Linked DNA regions of Homo sapiens: region 2 is linked to region 1. A link is a contact called in ENCODE Hi-C or POLR2A ChIA-PET data. All regions are on one chromosome and are shown on one strand. The core of a region is the stretch at or near the end of the contact, and the rest is flanking DNA. Distances in the headings are between cores, read along the strand shown.

Region 1 (2,952 bases), core at 425-2,924:
CAGTGATGACACAAAGTGAGCAGGGATGGGGTGGAGGAGCTGAGGGGGCAAGGGAGGATAGGAAAAGGGCTCAGAGAGAGTTTCCTAGAGCGAGAGCTACTGTTACAGGGCTGAGACCTAGAGGAAAGTGGAGGAAACCGATAATAAAATGATAATTATATATTCAGAATATCCCAATGCAAAGCTTACTCTTTTTCCAGGTAATATATAAGGTTCATAATCACAGCGCTCCAAATATTGACCACTTAAGCATGAGGCCCAGGGCCTGATGTTTTCCATTCGCCATCTAACTACGTCTTCCCAATAACACAGCGGGGCAAAACGGGAAGACGAAGAACGAGTACGATTATATCCCTGGTTTATAAAAGGGGAGAAACTGAGGCTCAAACATAGATGTCACTTGTCACCAGCCTGGCCAACACGGTGAAACTCCGTCTCTACTTACAAAAAAAAAAAAAAAATGGGAGGCTGACGCAGGAGAATTGCTTGAATCCGGGAGGCAGAGGTTGCAGTGAGCCGAGATCGCGCCACTGCACTCCAGCCTGGGTGACAGAGCGAGACTCCGTCTCAAAAAAAAAAAAAAAATTAGCCAGGAGTGGTGGCGTGCTCCTGTAATCCCAGCTACTCGGGAGGCCGAGGATGCAGTGAGCCGAGGTTGCAGTGAGCCGAGATCGCGCCATTGCACTCCAGCCTGGGGGAGAGTGAGGCTCCGTCTAAAAAAGAAAAAAAAAGAGAGAGAGAGACGTCACTTGTCCAGGATATCTTATCCAGTCAGTAGCACCACAAGGGTTAGAACCCTGGCCAGACATCCACCCAATTTCACGGGTGAACAGTTAACAGCCTCTGAGAGTCTTGTCCTCTCTGGGCCTCCGTAACACCCTCTCCAAACTAAGGGTCTCTCAGCAGATGGCCGGGTTTAGAGCTGTACGAAGACACACAGCTAATGAAAAATTGTGGAATTCTCAGAGCCCGTGAAGCCTAGCCCACGGATGCGAGGTTTGGACCACTGAGGGAACGCGCATGCGTGCTAGGCAGGGCAGTCCGAAGGCTTGGGGGTGTATCATAGGGTCTCATCGGAGGTTTGTTGGCCGTAAGACCCCTGGAATTGGAACTCTAAAAACACAGAAAGGATATGAGCTCAGGAGACTTGAACGAAAGAGTTGTCTTAGGAAGAGGGGTCAGAAGACAAGGGTGCTGGGCAAAAGGCTAGTTCTTCGAATCAGAATACGGTGGCCAGAAAGGTTCCTCTGACGAAAGAGGGGCGTGGTTCGAAGCCGTACAGTGGCCGGTAAAGCTCAAGAAACATGGAACGAAAAGGACGCGAAGAATCGGCAGGGAGAAGCGGACAGGATGTCCCGAAAGGCTCATATAACCGAAAAGGCGGGTTAATGTGAAGGGACGGAAGGGACAGAACTTGCGGGAGGCACATGCTGGCCGAGAAAGTCCTGGAGTTCGGAGCATACAGTGTTTTTATTAGGTGGAAACAAACGGGCTGGGAGAAAGACGAGTACGGTGGCCAGGTTGGTCCTTCCATAGCCGGAAGTGGCCTTCCTGAGAGGCGTGGCTGCGGCACTCTTGCCGGATAGGGTGGCCCGGCGGGGCTAGGAAAGCGTGAAATCTCGCGCGATTGCGCTGCGAAGTCGGGGACGGGGCGGGGCTGGCGGCGGGGGCGGGGACCCGGAGCGGGAAGATGGCGGCGGCGCAGGAGGCGGACGGGGCCCGCAGCGCCGTGGTGGCGGCCGGGGGAGGCAGCTCCGGTCAGGTACGGAGGCCGAGAGGGGACTGAGGGGGTTCTTCCCCAGCCGGGGGGCCTCCCACGGGGCGTGTCCTACCTCTTGTCACGGAATCCCGTGCACTGGGGGCTCCTTGGCCAGAGGGACCTTGAATACCCGGCCCAGGCAGGGCCGGACCGCCCGGGAGGCCGGACGGTGCCGGGAACAGGGCCCTGTTGCGGGTCGGTTCCCCTGCACGCTCGAGCCGGGCGGCCACCAGGCTCATTGCTCGATCCGGGGAGACAGTGGCTCGGAGGGGCGCAGGCTTGTACCTTGGCGCGCTGGGTTCTCAACTCCGCGATTCCATGCTCTGAGGCCGTTCCTAGAGTGGTCTGGCGTTCAGGTCTCGTTGTAGTGTTTGAGGTGTGCGCAGTGATTAATTGGGAGTTTTCTAGCTGTGGGGAAGTCAGTATTAGCAGGGCACGGCCGACAGACCCATTTTACAGACGGGAATTCAAGGAACAGTGAGACTAAGGCGCTTCTAGAAGGTCATCCTGGTTAGGTTTGTAACTTTATGTAGAAGTTACAAGACACTGCTGACACAGGGACTGGTATGGTTGTGGTTTTAATGTAAAATAGTTCTATGGGTTAATTAGTCCTGGTGCGGATGACTTCTGCCCCACTGCTGTCTTAACACACTGCAGAGCATACCATTTCAGGCAGCTACCGTTCAGGCATTTGGGGAATAGATGGAGAGACATGAAGGTGCTGTCGACCCACCCACTGGGATGTCACTGACATGTGGGAGGCAGCTCAGGGGAAAGGAGTGCGGGTTGAGAGGGGAGAATGAAGCTGACTCTCTGTGTGACCTTGGGCAAGTTCCTTTCCCTCTTTAGGCCTTTATCTCTCCCGTGTTAAATGCAGAGGTTGGACAGGAGGGCCAGCCATATCCCTGCTGTCAGGGGACGAAGAGAGGAGACTGACATGTAAACAGTTGTAATCCTGAATGATTAGGTTGGTGACAAAAGTCTGTGTCAGGGACTGGGGGAGCCCAGAGAAAGAGCAAGTGGTATCACTTGGGTAGGACACATGGATGAAATTTGTGTGATAGAGCCCACTGTATCTGCTCTGAATCTTTTCAGCATTCTCAGCCAGGGCCTGGCTTCAGGGACAGCTTAGGAAATGTTTGTTGAGTTAGTGCTGGAATGAAGGCTCAGTTCCTGTCTTCAAGGGTTTCCCA
Region 2 (2,700 bases), core at 160-2,659, 5.8 Mb after region 1:
TGCTAGGTAGGCCTTGTGCTAGGAGATGCATCAGTGCATAAAAATCCCTGCTTTCATTGGCAGGGAACAGACATAAACAAACAAGATCATGCCAGTCTTGATTATACCAAAAAGATGAAATGGGGCATTTTAATAAAGTAACTTGCGGAATAGATAAGGTGGTTGGGGAAGACCTCCTGGAGCTGAGACCTCGATGATGAGAAGGAGCTGGGGAAAGAGGCTTCTAGAAGGAGGAAAGGGCTAGTGCAAATGCTCTGAGGTTGTAATCAGCTTAGTATTTGGGGATGAGCCAAGAGGCCAGGGAAGGTGGAGGCTGGGGGTGGGTGAAGGGAATGGGGGTGATGAGGCTGCAGAGGTGCAAAGGGTTCTTCCTTCCCAGCCCCCAGCATGGTAGGCTGCGCTGAGGACTGAGGCCCGGGCTTGGCTTCCCTCCTGCTTATGATGGGAAGGTGGGGGAGCAGGGGAGTGGGGAGTGATGTGATCTGATTTATGGTTTGGAAGGATTGCTTTGGCTGCGGCAAGCAGCCGGGATTGGAGGGGCTCAGGAGGAAGGAGGGGGAGGGCGAGACTGCAGTGGTCCAGGCTGAAATGAGGTGGCTTGCTGAATGCTCAGAGCTCCTTGAGCACACAACCTAGCGTCTGTCGATTTCACCTCCTGGAGAAACCTTCCCTGACTGCTCCGCCAGACTCCTCACCCTCTCCCATCTCCAGCCCCCTCATCCCCGGAGCTATCTGGCTGCTGGTCTGCAAGCAGCTGGAGTCCCCAGCATCACCCAGCCCACAGCCTGGCCTGCAGGAGGCTTCTAGTAAAGTGGCCAATTAATCCCCGAGCCCCGTCTTCCAGGGTCATGCACACAGTCACACGCGTGCTCTTCACATGTGTCACCCTGCCCCCACACACACTCACTTGGATCTCCAGACAAGGGCTTGGAGGGTAGGATGGGCAATCTAGGGGGCAGGAGGGGCCCTGGAGTCTCCTCCATTGAGTGTGCAGGCGATGGTGGCCACAGGGTAATAACAACCTCAGCGAGACCCTGAGGTCTGCCCCTCCTTAGGAATGGCCAGGCAGGGAAGAAGGGAGCAGTGCTCGGTCCCAGCATCCCACCACTGCCGAGATGGTTCTGAGCGGGTTCCTGGGCTGAGGCCGGGGCCTGTGTTTTCCAAGATTCCTTGGAGAGCCAGCTCCATCCTCTTCCTGATTATCTGATCTTTGGGCTACAGCAGAAGGAAAGAGCAGGGCGGAAGCGAGCTCTGGAAAGTGGAAAGAGGAGGGTGTGCGAGGAGACCCAAGGCGGGATCTAGGCTTTGGAACGTTGGAGGTTTCCGGCCACAGAGGCAGGGCCTCCGGGGAGCCAAGAGGGGCGGGGAGAGACACACACAGAGAAGCAGAGGAGACCAACGGACCGGACAGAGACGAGGAGAGGAACAGGAAGAGAGAAGCTGGGAGAATCGGGAACCTGGGGGCTAGTGACCTGCACACAGGGCAGGGGCACTCGGCAGTTCCCAGAGGCCACCCCTCCCACCCCAGACATCCAGACATCTGGAACTTTGGGTGCCAAGAGTCCAGCTTAATGCAGGCAGCCTGGCTTTTGGGGGCTTTGGTGGTCCCCCAGCTCTTGGGCTTTGGCCATGGGGCTCGGGGAGCAGAGAGGGAGTGGGAGGGAGGCTGGGGAGGTGCCCAGGAGGAGGAGCGGGAGAGGGAGGCCCTGATGCTGAAGGTGAGCTCTGGAGTGTCAGGGAGCTATGGGTGGTGAACTGTGGGTCTGGGAGGGGGTATTGCAAGGTTAGGGAAATGGACAATGAGGAGCGATTGGGATAGTCTCAGAGGAGTGGGAGGGTGATGGGCTCAGAGACAGGACTCAGGCAGCAGAGAATGAGTTATGAGTTGGAAAGGGGTGAATGGGGCATCTTGGTGGCAGGCTGGGGCTCACCACCCCTCCCCTGCCCCAGCATCTGCAGGAAGCCCTAGGACTGCCTGCTGGGAGGGGGGATGAGAATCCTGCCGGAACTGTTGAGGGAAAAGAGGACTGGGAGATGGAGGAGGACCAGGGGGAGGAAGAGGAGGAGGAAGCAACGCCAACCCCATCCTCCGGCCCCAGCCCCTCTCCCACCCCTGAGGACATCGTCACTTACATCCGTGAGTAACCAGAAGCCCTCACCCCCAAACTCCTAGGCCGCCGCGGTCACTTTCGCAAAAATGAAGGGTCGGTTCACTGCCAAGTGGCCTTTCAGTTGTCCATTGCCCAGCCCAGAGCCCCCACACCCCTAGGAGCCCCAGGTCCACGGCCATGCCTCCTAAAGGCCTGGGCCACTCGACCCTACCTTCCAGGAGTCCGGGGTGCCCCCCCCACCGCCACCCCGCCCTCAGGAGCCCTAGATCCCAGTTCTCCAGGTCCTCAGGCCCCCCGCTGCATCTCCAGGCTCCCCCTCCAGCATGATCCCTGTCTGTCCGCAGTGGGCCGCCTGGCCGGCCTGGACGCAGGCCTGCACCAGCTGCACGTCCGTCTGCACGCGTTGGACACCCGCGTGGTCGAGCTGACCCAGGGGCTGCGGCAGCTGCGGAACGCGGCAGGCGACACCCGCGATGCCGTGCAAGCCCTGCAGGAGGCGCAGGGTCGCGCCGAGCGCGAGCACGGCCGCTTGGAGGGTGAGTCCGCGGCGCGCGGGGTGGAAAAAAATGAGACTATCTGGGCCAGGAAT

What was found. A loop is a pair of places that touch in the nucleus more often than their neighbours do. ChIA-PET counts read pairs that join two places held with the same protein, here RNA polymerase II (POLR2A).
Region 2: a loop to region 1 is called in a map of CD4-positive, alpha-beta T cell, with 6 times the contacts of the local background. The contact joins the promoter of CLEC11A here to the promoter of CLPTM1 in region 1. A Hi-C loop is called at or near these places in 1 of 168 maps with a recorded cell type or tissue (CD4-positive, alpha-beta T cell). POLR2A ChIA-PET finds 5 or more read pairs at or near these places in 1 of 52 experiments (HCT116).

What each region holds. Positions count from the first base shown.
Region 1 is chr19:44,953,706-44,956,657 of GRCh38, forward strand. CLPTM1 (CLPTM1 regulator of GABA type A receptor forward trafficking) reads left to right here and starts at 1,675. Exons shown (of 14, transcript NM_001294.4): 1 at 1,675-1,762. The coding sequence starts at 1,691. RefSeq lists a silencer at 1,598-1,927.
Region 2 is chr19:50,721,955-50,724,654 of GRCh38, forward strand. CLEC11A (C-type lectin domain containing 11A) reads left to right here and starts at 1,410. Exons shown (of 4, transcript NM_002975.3): 1 at 1,410-1,718; 2 at 1,951-2,137; 3 at 2,456-2,647. The coding sequence starts at 1,572.